Linked DNA regions of Homo sapiens: regions 1 and 3 are each linked to region 2. Evidence: chromatin contacts called from ENCODE Hi-C data. All regions are on one chromosome and are shown on one strand. Each heading gives the region's core, a stretch centred on a gene start or an enhancer-like site at or near the end of the contact. The rest is flanking DNA. Distances are from core to core; before and after follow the strand shown. Region 1 holds the start of CIRSR (corepressor of RBPJ and splicing regulator). Region 2 holds the start of PRKRA (protein activator of interferon induced protein kinase EIF2AK2). Region 3 holds the start of NCKAP1 (NCK associated protein 1).

What was found. Hi-C counts contacts between places; a loop is a spot of excess contacts on that map. Pooled maps may share reads with other maps.
Region 1: a loop to region 2 is called in a pooled map, with 11 times the contacts of the local background. The contact joins the promoter of CIRSR here to the promoter of PRKRA in region 2. A Hi-C loop is called at or near these places in 6 of 50 pooled maps.
Region 3: a pooled map shows a loop between it and region 2 (7-fold over the local background). The contact joins the promoter of NCKAP1 here to the promoter of PRKRA in region 2. A Hi-C loop is called at or near these places in 6 of 50 pooled maps.

Annotation. Positions count from the first base shown.
Region 1 is chr2:174,393,526-174,398,091 of GRCh38, reverse strand. CIRSR (corepressor of RBPJ and splicing regulator) reads left to right here and starts at 2,380. Exons shown (of 10, transcript NM_004882.4): 1 at 2,380-2,541. The coding sequence starts at 2,470. SCRN3 (secernin 3) reads right to left here and starts at 2,362. Exons shown (of 8, transcript NM_024583.5): 1 at 2,275-2,362. RefSeq lists enhancers at 1,434-1,934, 2,432-2,481.
Region 2 is chr2:178,448,692-178,452,652 of GRCh38, reverse strand. PRKRA (protein activator of interferon induced protein kinase EIF2AK2) reads left to right here and starts at 1,478. Exons shown (of 8, transcript NM_003690.5): 1 at 1,478-1,687; 2 at 2,242-2,411. The coding sequence starts at 1,623. It overlaps PJVK (pejvakin), which reads right to left and starts at 1,275. Exons shown (of 7, transcript NM_001042702.5): 1 at 884-1,275. RefSeq lists a silencer at 1,206-1,985 and an enhancer at 1,748-2,322.
Region 3 is chr2:183,035,926-183,040,244 of GRCh38, reverse strand. It overlaps NCKAP1 (NCK associated protein 1), which reads left to right and starts at 1,788. Exons shown (of 31, transcript NM_013436.5): 1 at 1,788-2,253. The coding sequence starts at 2,146. RefSeq lists silencers at 1,215-1,866, 1,599-2,188, 2,249-2,368.

The DNA of each region.
Region 1 (4,566 bases), core at 1,131-3,630, 4.1 Mb after region 2:
CAGTTGTATGATCAGGGCTTACTGCAGCCTGGAACTCCTGGGCTCAGGAGATCCTCCCCCTTCTGCCTCCCAAAGCCCTGGGATTACAGGCATGAGTGACCGTGCTTGGCTGTTCATTAAAGTTTTAAATTTTGTATACTACAGCCTAAAAATCAGTAAGAATATGACTTGGGACTCAATCTGGTACTACAACTCAGTAAGAAAATGGCAATGAGAACTACCTTCTTCTACTGTATAGTTCACATTTATTCTCTAAGACCTTTCTCTCCTAAAGTCTTCCCTGAATTTCGTTTCACCATTTCCATATTTGGGAATCCGTGTACCTAGCTCTATTGTTGTAAAGGCTAGATTCCATTACATTCGTGTATATATAAATCCCTTTACTGGACAATGAGATCCTTGAGGGCTGGGAGTATGTCTTACTAATCTTTATATTCTCTTTGCTGGAACTTGTCTTATGGAAAAAAATCTTACGTGCCCAGTACTTCCTCAAAGGAAGGAAGAAGGGGTCTTATTTGAGCTGGGAAATAATACACATTATAATTCTGATGAGACTGAAATTTTGAAACAGACTCATTGATTCAGACAAAAATATGTCAATATAATTCCAAATTGCTGATATTTCTAGGAGAAAGTTCACATATTTAATTTATAAATCGCAATTATATACTTTAATATCTAGATTACCTCTTCAGTTGTAACTTGGAAAATCTTAGATCTTCACTTATAATAGAACACCTAAAGGTCCTTATTTTGCTGCCAGAACAGACACATTGTTTTACAGAGTTTCCTTCTTTCCTTTAATAATGGCAAAACCTTAAAATGGCTTTACACAGGCAGATGCTAGCAACTTAAAAACAAAATTTAAATATAATAAATGTTTCCTTAAAAAGAAAAGAAAATGACTAAATAAAAACTTCAGACTGAAACTCTTAAGGGTTTTCCTCTTCTCCTCAGTGACGAGAAGTCTGATGTCTTGATGGCTTCTGTTATTTTCTTTCTGTATTTCAACTCTTATGTCCTGGATCTCCTTCTATTTGTGTTTTATAGTTAGTTCTATCACTATATAACTTTGGCAGACTATTTAATCTCTCTCTTACCTATGCCTTCTGCCTCATCAGAAAAATAAGACACTATTTGATGGGCTGTTATGAGAACTTAATAAGGCAACACGTAAAGTGTTTTGCACAGTGCATAGAACATAGTAGATACTCACATGAAAGCTGTTATTGTTATTATTTGGTAGGAGAGAAAATTTCTCATAAAGGCTTATTCGTTTTTTGTTTTTTTTTTTTGATGGAGTTTAACTCTTGTTGCCCGGGCTGGAGTGCAATGGAGCAGTCTTGGCTCACTGCAACCTCCGCCTCCCGCGTTCAAGTGATTCTCCTGCCTCAACCTCCCGAGTAGCTGGGATTACAGGCGCGTGCCACCACACCCGGCTAATTTTTCGTGTTTTTAGTAGAGACGGGGTTTCACCATGTTGGCCAGGCTGGTCTTGAACTCCTGACCTCAGGTGATCCACCCACCTTGGCCTCCCAAAGTGCTGGGATTACAGGCGTGAGCTACCGCGCCCGGCCAAGGTTTATTCTTAACATTACCCTGATAGAGAACTTGGTTGGTGGATCACCTGCTGCAGTAGCAGCCACGTCCACTCAAAAACCTGGAGTCCCAAGGGCCATCAAGCTGCAATAGTAACCTGAGCTGCCTAACTGGGGTCGTAGGGAAAGCTAAGGAAACTTGCCCCCTGGTTAGAATTGCACCTAGCCCACTGAGGAGGTGAAGCCTTGAGAGATTTTACCAACTCCTAACGCGTATTCGTCATTCAATAAGTATTTATTGAACGTCTTTCGGCGCCAGTACCGTACAGCTGGGTACAAAATAGACAGGGCCTCCGTTCTTGCAGAGCTGTCTGTCATTCTATTTCACGCGCTCTTAGTTCAGCCGGCGCTTTCAGAAACATCATATTGTTGGATTCTCGCAAGCATACTACGGTTAGGGCCGGAATTATTATCTTCATAACATAGATGAGAAAAACAGTGCAGAAAAGCTTTTGCAGCTCGAGTCAGAGTCCACAGAAAGTAATGGGCTCGAGCTTCAAGCACCTTTGGTCGAAGGGCCGCCGCGGTCCACCCCGCACCCCGGCCCTGGGCGCTCAAACCGCAGCCGGTGCAGCTGGGCTCCGGAGCCCCTCGGTCAAGCAGTGCCGCGCCACAGTTGGGTCTTCCGGGTTTCTGTCTCAACTATGCACGCCCCTCCCCCGTGCGCGCCCCTCACCTGGCCTCCCAGCTACCCGAAGTGACAGGTGGACGGAGGGAGGAGTGGCCAGTGGAGGCATCAGTTGCCGGAAGCTGTCACCTTTGATCTCGGAAGTTCCCCCTTGCTGCTGGAAACGCAGTTCCGGTTAGGCGGCTGAGTTTGTTTACGTTGCTAACAGATCTAGCCCCTGCTTTCCCTAGTTCCAGTTCCAAGATGGGGAAATCCTTCGCCAACTTCATGTGCAAGAAAGACTTTCATCCTGCCTCCAAATCCAATATCAAAAAAGTGAGTAAACAGACCCGGGGAGGGATTAGGCCCACAGGGACCGCCTTCCCAGAGGCTGCTGGAAGTGAAAGTGATGGTGTCTCTGAGATCCCTAGGACAGCCTCCGCTTCTCTAGGCCTAAAGCCCTGGTGGTCTCGCCTTTCTCTGCTGAGCAGCTCGCTGACGCAGCGGGTCCTCAGCGTTTATTCTGCAACAGCGAGGAGACCGGTGGCCTAGAGAATCTTTGTCGGCCAGAATGCAAATCCATAATATGCGAAGACTAATGTCAAAATTCCTCAGTACTTCCTTCAGCTGATTCTGGTTTTTTGTCTTTTCGGATCCCAGGGATCACGGCTTCTGAACTCTACTTTTCTGTACAAAGAAGCCTCCCCGTTTACTTAAGATAGATCTTTAAAAAAATTACCTAATAATCTAGTGTCTTTTTGATGACTAAACTCGTTGAAGTTTAGTGTTTTACATAATTACAGGTCTACCAGTTGTAATACTTTGGTGAATATCATAGTAATGAAAAGCAAAAGAGTGAAGTAGAAAGAATCAGCTTTGGAGTCAAACCTGGATTCTAGTTATTCGAGCAGTCACTTTTAGCCTTAAGACCTTGCACAAAATATTTGTAATATCTGACCCTCAGTCTTCTAATCTGTAAATTAAGGATGATTGACTTAATTGTGAGGATTAAGTGAAATAGTGAAGATAAAGGATTTGAAACAACGTAGGCATCTATCACTGTGTCCACTACAGAGAGGAGGTGCTCAATAAAATGTTGATTGCCCCTACATAGAAACTTGTGAAAATAACTAAGCTTTTATTTGTTTTTAGAACGAGTTGAGGTGATGAGATACTGCTATATACTCTCACTTCTAGACCAGTGATTCTCAACTTTTTTTTCACTGTTACCTTCCTAAGGAGTCTTATTAAACATTTTTTCTTAATAACTCCCCCATGAAATTTTAATAACACAGATACACCTTGAAAGCTCTTTGGTAATCATCCAGCCCCATCTCCTCATTTTATAAATGAGGAAACAAATTTGCCAAGAGTTACACAGCTAGTTAAATGTTGTACCAGAACTAGGATCTGGAACACCTGATTAACCCAGTGATTTTTTTTCCACTGCACCAGTTTGTGTTTGTGTGGTTGCAACTGTGGGAGGGAGAGGTTTCTTGTATTTGGTTGGCTCAATAACTTTTGACACCAAACACAGACATTTCCTTTCTCTGCATACTTAGGGGGTCAGCTGTTACTATTTTTACAAGAATGAAGAGATTAGATGGAATTCAGGTGCTTGCTTATTTGCTGTTTATATTTAGAGACAAATATACCTGAGAAATCATAATTTTTTACTGGAACTTTTGACATTTCGCTTTATAAATTTCAATGTATCAGCTTTCTTACAAGAAAAAAGAAATCCACAGAGAATAACTTTTGCAAGTCCGCTATGAGAAATTCAGTAAAGCAGTTATAGGCTTAGAACCTACATTCTTCTCATCTGTGTAAAGTGTTATGTAAAATGTACCAAATATTGTTGGCCTCTTTGATCTGTTTTATACTTTTCCCAGGATAGAGGAGAAGAATGAAATGTTTTTGATTAGCAGACCTTTCTAGATAGTTAACACTTTATGGGGAGAGGGGGTGACCTCTAGCATTCTTTATTAACTAAGGATAAAGGAACTATATTAAATGAAGATAAATAGAAAAATTTATTAGGGTAGGAGGAAACTTTTGGAGGTGATGGATATGTTTATAGTGTAGATTGTGATGATGGTTTCACAGGGATATACTTGTCACCAAACTCAGGTTGTATACATTAAATATGTACAGCTTTTTATATGTCATACTCCAGTAAAGTTTTTTTTTTTTTTTAATAGAAGTGGAAGAAACAAAGGAGTTTGATCAAAGAGTGCAAAAGAGTTCCACCATGAAAATTTTAAGGGCCAGGTATGGTGGCTCATACCTATAATTCCAGCACTTTGAGAGGCCAGGAATTCAAGACCAGCATAGGCAACAAAGTGAGACCCCATCTATATT
Region 2 (3,961 bases), core at 229-2,728:
TCCCAGCTACTTAACCTTTAACAAGAGCTATATAAAGTTCTGGCCTGTTTTTAAGTAATTTTGTGGCAAAAAATGAATTTTACCTGAGTGCTGAAATGTTTTGCCATAGGTGTTATGCGGAGTTCATATATTGTGAAATACTGACTATGTAGCCCTTCCAATAAGATATCCATTAAAACAGTGATGGATAGTAATCTATATACATACATATATAGACGGAGAGGAAGAGAGAATAGGCTCTAATTAAAGCATCAGATGATATAATTTGATTAGATTCTGAACATCTTTCACTTGTTTCAAGCATCCAGGGCTTACATGCTAACAAAACAACAAATCGCTTTTTTTTTTTTTTTTTTTTTTGAGAGGGAGTCTGACTCTGTCGCCCAGGCTGGAGTGCAGTGGCGCGATCTCGGCTCACTGCAACATTTGCCTCCCGGGTTCAAGCGATTCTCCTGCTTTAGCCTCCCGAGTAGCTGGGATTACAGGCGCATGCCACCACGCCCGGCTAATTTTTGTATTTTTAGTAGAGACAGGGTTTCACCATGTTGGCCAGGCTGGTCTCGAACTGCTTACTTCAGGCGATCCGCCAGCCTCGGCCTCCTAAAGTGCTGGGATTACAGGCGTGAGCCACCGCGCCCGCCCATAAATCACTTTTAATAATATCCTTTCGTACGAATAGCATTGTGCAAGCAATCTTCCATAACACCGAGTAAGCACAGGGGAGCATTTCTGCTAGTGCCTAGCAAGCCCCTGGAGAAGCGACACGTCATCTAATGGCCCACCAAAGGTGCTGCATCCCAGGCAAACGCCATTACAACCGACTACCCAGGTCCCCGGAAAGGCCTTCGTTTACTCCTAACGTGTTTTGCTGGGATGCACTGACCCAGCGTTCCATCTCGCGACGAAAGCCCAGAAGACAAAGGAGCCCGCCCGGCGGGAGAGGAGCGGGTGTTTGGACGTCCCCGCGTGTTCCTAAACACAGGGCTCGGGGACCCGAAGAGCGCACCGCAGCCCCCTGGAGCGTATATATCCGGGGTCTCAAGCTTCAGGACCAGGCCCGGGAGACTCCCTGGAATTCTGCCTTCGTAATTTTAGAATCTTTTTCTTAAAGTGACCCAGCCCCCAATCCGTCCTCCCCACAAAGGCTTAACTTTAGGCCTCAACGACCCTAGACCCACGCCGGACAATCCCTCTAATCCCTCTCTCCCGGCAAGAAACGGCCTCCTGCTAAGGACAAAGAACTGCGGCCTAGGGGCCAGTTACTACAGGCTGGTCAGGGCCGGCAGGGGCGGGCGCGGAGAACCCCCGGGAGCCCAATGCCTGTGCCCACGCGGGAGCGGGGCGGAGCCGGGCGGGAAGGGGGCGGACCCTGGAAGGGACAGGGGCGGAGTTGGGCCGGGACGGAGGCCCGCAGAGGAGCAGCGAGGGGGCGTAGCCGGAGCTACGGCACCAAGGCTCCGCCCCCACCCTGCCTGCCCCCTCGCTGGAGCAACGCAAGCAGGAGGCGGGGGAGTCGGAGGAGGTGGCGGCGCTGGAGCTCCTCCCGGGGACCAGCGACCCGGGGAGCGAGCACGTCGCTCCGCACCGCTCTTCCTCCAGCCGCTGAGCCGTCCCTTCTCGCCATGTCCCAGAGCAGGCACCGCGCCGAGGCCCCGCCGCTGGAGCGCGAGGACAGTGGGACCTTCAGGTCAGCGTGCGGGCAGTCAGGGCCCCAGGGCCGGGAGCGTTGGGCGGCAGGGCCGGGGCGCGGGGAGCCGGCCCTCCAGAGGCATTCTGGGTAAAGCCGTGCCCGGCGCCCACGCCTCCGCGGCTGTGGGTGCTCGGCCCCGCCCTCTCGGCGGCGAGGGTTGGGGTCTGCGGCCGGGCCCCGCCCCTCTCGTGGTCCCTGGCGGCGCGCGGGGCGGGCGGAGGTGACGCTCGGTCGGCGCGCCCGGGAAGGGATCGTCAGGTTTTCCCTGAGAGGCTGCGGCGCTGCTGCCAGCCCTGTTCTGTTGAGAATCTCTCCTACCCGCATTCAAGTGCTCTCTCTAAAGACCTCGCTCACCCCGCCTGCTCCTGCGGAGTGACTGCCGCAGCGGGGCCGGAAGACAGGTGCGCCCCAGCCTCGCCAGCTCTGGCCCTGGCCTCCGGGGAACTCGGCGCCTCCCTCGTCACCGTCGGTGGCGGTTAAAACTGGCCTCTACGCTTCTGCTTCAATCTCCAATTTGGCATGCAAAGCACACCTTTTTGTGGTTTTTGCAGTTTGGGGAAGATGATAACAGCTAAGCCAGGGAAAACACCGATTCAGGTATTACACGAATACGGCATGAAGACCAAGAACATCCCAGTTTATGAATGTGAAAGATCTGATGTGCAAATACACGTGCCCACTTTCACCTTCAGAGTAACCGTTGGTGACATAACCTGCACAGGTCTGTATACACAGTTAACCTGGATGACCGAGTGGGTTGGCAGTCAATACTTGGTGTTGCTTTTCAGTTCGGAAAAGTTCTCTTTTTGCCAGACAGCTGTGAGGAACAGGCTCTGAAACTGAGACCTCTCATCTCAGGTCGTTAGGGCTTTTCAGCTGCATCTGATTCTCTTCCTAATTTTCTCTTCCCCACATACCAAGGAAGCTTAGAAACTAAAAAGTTACCCAGCCGGATGGCTGGATCCTGCATGGCTCTTCTCATACCCTAGGATCCTCCTAGGGTTCTTCTTAGAATTAGAGGGAAGCAGGAAAGGTTCTTGGAGCAGTCATAGCTGGGTCAGTAGGTACTGTGAAGTTTCATAGATTATAGCGGATGCCAGGAGGCATGACCCCAGAATTTTCTGAGCGTCTCTCCTCTCTGTATGGACTCATTTGGCACTTTAGGTCCATTGTGCTACTTTTGATTCTGTATCCAAACAAAATGAGGAAGGGGAGAAGGTCCTCATATATTACATAATAACTTCTAGTTTTTGAAACTGAACAGATATTTTGTATATTATCCACTTTTTAAACAAGAAGAAACAGGTTCAGAGAGATTATAAGTAACATGCGTATAGCAATGAAGTCACAAAGCAATGAAATTTTAAAGTTCATGCTTTCTTTTGGTCTGTGAGCTTGAGCAAATGATAACTAAAGTTGCTCATTTGTAAATGTGGACATTATTTTTCTTATGTATCTATTTAATTGCAAACACAGAAAACATTGGATGCTAAATTTAATTTGGAAGAATGCCAAGAAAAAAATTTAGTAGGAAGGCTCAAGTTCTACCATCTGGAAAATCTGAAGACAGCATTTGTTTGTGTCCCTGGAAGTTTGGAGTCTTTTATTTTAATTGATGCCACTTTAAGAAAAGTTTAAAACTTTTTGTGTGAGGCAGTTAGATTGTAGGTGCTGGCCGGAAGGGTCCCCATGGGAACCATAGAGTCAACACTGCATTACTTACTTTAGCTAGTCTATTTCTAGATAGGAAGAATTCAAGAAAAGGGAGGGTTTTTCCCTCTCAATGTGTTTTAGACCCCAAATTAACAACCTATGGCAACCGTTCTGCCTACGCCCTCTTCTCACACTACCATGGCTTCCTGTGCAAGCTTATCTGCCTCCATGGCTTCTGATACTGTCTAAAGACTAATATTCTGAAATGTCTGTCTACATCCCAAGCCCAGTTACAGAATAGTGTATCAGTCTGTGCTTGCTGAGCATCTTTGCCTGGATGACACAGAGGCCCCTCAAGCCTCTCATTGTCCCAAACTGAATCCATCTTTTCCCTCAAACCCATTCTTCTTGCATTCCCTTTCTATGTAAAGGCTCCACAATCACCTAGTTCAGTAGAAATGTAGGCTTTTGTCTTCCTAACTACTTCCCGTCTTTCTCCCTCTTGTCCAGTCTGTTATTAAACTCTATCCATTGGCGTTTAATAATCCACTAACTATCCATTGAATCTGTCGGCTTCTCTCTTCTGGCCATTGCTACTGCCTAGGCCACCATCATCTC
Region 3 (4,319 bases), core at 539-3,038, 4.6 Mb before region 2:
CTAGGGCCAGTATGTCTATGAATTAGTGACAATAAATATTGAATAATGAGACTACTATCTACAGCGTTCTCCTATTGGGTACTTCCTGAGTTATAAGCAGCTACTAGTATTCAAGTTTATATGGCAACATGATAGTTTTTCTTGGGGAGTAAGAGTTGTGTTCAAATTTATAATACAGTGCCATTTTCTTGTTCTCCCTATACAGCAGTTTTTAAAAACTAGAAAATGAGACAATCTTTTATTGGTAGCACTCTGTAATTCTGCGTCTAGACTTAGTTATTTGTAGTCTCCCTAAAGGAGCACATATTTCCCCAATGTTCAACATTTTTAAATTTTCTTATCTGGCTACCCCAAACCCCTCCTCGCAGCCTCCCCTTCTCAGGTCTGCCCTTACTATTCCAGGCCCCACAACCTTGCCTCCTCTAAATTAAAATGTTAACTATCAGGCTGAGAAGTAACCAGATAAATTAAATTCCTTGACCAGTTAATGACTAGTAATAGCTCGACAGATGATCTCTCTGAAGTGTTTGTATTCTTAAGACTCTCTAGGTACAAAGCATTCATTCAAGGTACTGCAGCTTTGTATATAGAATTTCAGGCACACTGGCAGGTATGATTATGACTTCTTTTGGTGGGAACAGGACTCTTTTAAATGCCCCTTAGATTAAATCCATTCAGTCCACTCCTTCTTTCTTGTTGGAATATTAAAATGAAGATTTCTTTACGAATAGTAGATATAGTAGCTTTAAAAAATATTTTAAAGCTATTCATTACAATTTCCTTTTCTTAAAGAGTTTTGATAAATCCAGTGATGGCTTATTACTCTTAGAATGTCTTATTGAATGTGGCGGGACATTTTGTTACTGACTTAAAATTAATGAATATAATATAAAAAATTAACATATCGAGAAAAGGCAAAGCCAAAAATATTAGAGGCCTGAGTCCTCTTGGCTGAAGTTTCTCACCTCAATTACGTAAGTCCTCAGTTAGTTCACTTTTGGAATCATGTCTAATACATTTGACAAGGGAGTAGCCTTGGAGTGTCGCTAAGAAGAAATTGATCAGGAAAAATGAGATGGCAAAGAAGAATGTTTCCAAGAAGAAGTGGGATTTAGGGTGGAGGCTGTAAAAAAATGGGAGCGGTTCCTTTAGGCATTGAACAAACATTTATTTTTTGCCTTCCACATGCCAGGACCTACTGCGTCTCCTCCGGATGGGTGCTCCTCGCCGACAAAGTCTAGATTGTGATTATCTCAAGGACTTGAGTTACCCTCACTTCCGACCTCCTCTCTCACAAACTGGTTCCAGGCGGGGAGACTGAGGATGGGCTGGGGAGGCTGGCAGAGGCGATCCCCACCTCGCGGAGCACAACATCTGCTGTGTTCTGCGGCGAGCGCCTGTCAAGCAGTGGGAGGAAAAAGCGCTTGGAGCCACCAGCCCACTCTTAAGCGAAACTCGCCTGGAAAACACCCCGCCTCCCAGCAGAGTTTCTGCCGGTTTCTTTAGAAGGGTGGTGCGGAAAAGCAACTTTTGGGAACTTGAAGGAGTGGGGTGTGGGGCGAAGTGGAAAGAGCACACAACGCGACCCCACTCAGTCCCCGCTTGGGACTCCCATCCCGGCATCAGGCGTAGTGGGCGGTCCGGGCCAGGGCCAGGGCCAGAGCGGCGGCGGCGAGGCCATGCCGAGGGCCCGTCGGCCGCAGTTCCCCGTCCGGCCTCGCGGGGGCGCCGGCGCTGCCGATCAGGTGACCGAGGGCCCGTCCGGGGCTGCGGGAAGCGGCCTCGTTCTCAGCCGCCGGAGACGCCGCCGCCGCCGCCGCCGCCGCCACACCTAGTGGAGCAGCCGGGGAAGGCGGCTCGTTGGGGGCTGGGGCGGAGAGCGCCGGGGGTGGGGGCGGAAGGGCGGCGGGCGGAAGGCAGGAGGCTGCCGGGGCGCGGGCTGCTGCGGGAGAAGGGGCTCCGAGGAGTCCGCCGCGGCTCGCTCTGTCGCCGGCGCGGGATTGGGGCGCGAGGGCCATGGGCGCGCTCTCCTAAGGCGGAGGTCGCGGGCGGGAGGGGAGGAGGCCCGAGAGAGGCTGCTGCGAAGGCCGCGGGCCCGTGACTGGGCGCGAGGCGGCCGGCGGCGGCGGCGGCACCAGCACCACCATGTCGCGCTCAGTGCTGCAGCCCAGTCAGCAGAAGCTGGCGGAGAAGCTCACCATCCTCAACGACCGGGGCGTCGGCATGCTCACCCGCCTCTACAACATCAAGAAGGTGCGCACGGGCCGGGGAGGCCGCGGCGGAGGCGGGCGGGCCCGGGAGGGATGAAGGGCAAGGGAGGCCGTGGGGTGGGGGCGGCAGGAGGCGCCGGGTGTAGAAATCTCGGCGTCGCCGCCCGAGGCCCGGCCCGGGGTCGCCTGGATGCGCCGCGGCCTAATGCGGAGTCCCGGGCGCCTCTCCCTGTGGTTCGCCGGCCGGCCGAAGGCAGAGAAGCCATTTCCCGGCTCCCGGCGGCGGGATCGGGCGCTGGGCCTCGCACGGGGTGGGGGCGCCGCTGGGAGCCGGGAGCTGTCCCCTCCTCGGCGCCCCCGCCCCCATGATGGGGCCCATAGGAAAGGGAGGGTGGTGGGTGGGCGAAATTCTAGGTGGGTAGGAAAACTTGAGTGTTCCATATTCTTACGGAGATGGCAGCAGTGAACAGGGATTACACCCCACATCCCCATTTTTTGGTGTGGGAATGTGGGTAGAGAAGGGCTGATTGGATGAATCCCGTATCCCCTCCACTTTGCCACTTTATTTTAGATTGCTAAATAAAAAGCCATTGAGAGTGTGTTGACGATTTGGGATTATTTCATTTTGAAGGTGGAGAGGAGGGGGAAGTGAGGGTGGAACCAATTTTCTGAAATACTTCTAGGCTGTGAGTCACTAGAACTGGAATAACAACCTTCTACTCTTTCCCCTGTACTCCTCCTCATGTTAGATTTTCCAATACCATTTCTTAAAGTTCGGTGTCTGTACAAAATAAAAACCGTAAAAATGTTGCAATTGCTGCTGATTTATAGCATAGTCTGATAATTTGAGCAACTATAGCTAATAGGCCCATTTAAAGGCTTTTACATGTCCTCAGTACAGTAAGGAGTGGAAGACCACTGGAAGTTTAGAAAAGTCCATGTAAAGATAGAACAAATAATTACATTCATTATCGTAGGACAAAACAACAAAATCTCTCCCCTTAAGGCAAGGTTGGTAAGTTTTAAACAATTTGATAAAGAGAAAAAGAGATATTTGGAAAATTTAGATCCATCGAGTTTCCAATGTGTCTTTGATGTCATACCTTCATAACTATTTGTTGGCTTTTTAATATATCGTGAATGTTACCGTTTAGTTTAATCATAGCAATAGATTGTAGGTTGAGAGGGCTTCTGAAGAAAGGTTTTTTTTTTTTTCTTTGGAAATTCATTTCCAAGCGTTTGAGTGTAAAATTGATTTATTTTTTACAATTTGATGTAGACACTAATTCTAAAGAGTGTCCTGGTTTAATGATGATAAATTTTGGATAAGGACAAAGTCTGGTTGCTCACCTAATTGCAAGGCTTTATTACTCTAAACCCAGTGCTATCTGGAGAGTAACTGCAACATGCTTACTCAGTTTGTTACCTTTTATGTGGCAGGAGCTCAGTGTCATGACAAAGAAGCCCCTCTGCATTTACCAAGGAGCCTAGGTTATAAATTTATATAGGTTAGGAATAATTCAGTTTTAAATAGTATTACTTAGAGGTTGCATTGACCTGAACTGTTCGGGGAGATTGTGCTGCTTAAAAAACTTGGAAATTGATTCCTATATGAATTTTGTCCAAAAATGAACAAGTCAAATATTATAAAAGTTACTAGACCTGTGGTATTGTGGTTTAAAGGAAATGGTTATGATGGTTTCTAAAAGAGGAAGTGAGAGTAACATCAAAAGTGATTTGGGTATTTGGGCAAAATACCTTTTCTAAGCATTTATTAAACATTTTTGTAGGATAAATGCAATCAAACTTTAATATCCCACCTTCATAAATAAGATTAAATGAAATTCTGGGCATTTGAACTCTAATAATTCCAGTTCATTGCCTTTTCTCAAAAGCACTGTTTTTTTCACTTCCTGTTTTGGGAAGCTTCAGCCTCTTGTATTATTGAACTTGTGAAAGTTAAAATGCATTGAATGTGATCATTATTATATCCATGTCAAATATTTTGATTTATTGAAACGTCATATTTTAGCACTTGCCTTATATTTTTAGTTTCTTAAGAAATACATTGCTTACCTTGCTTGAGTGTGAATTTTCTCTGGGCAGGGA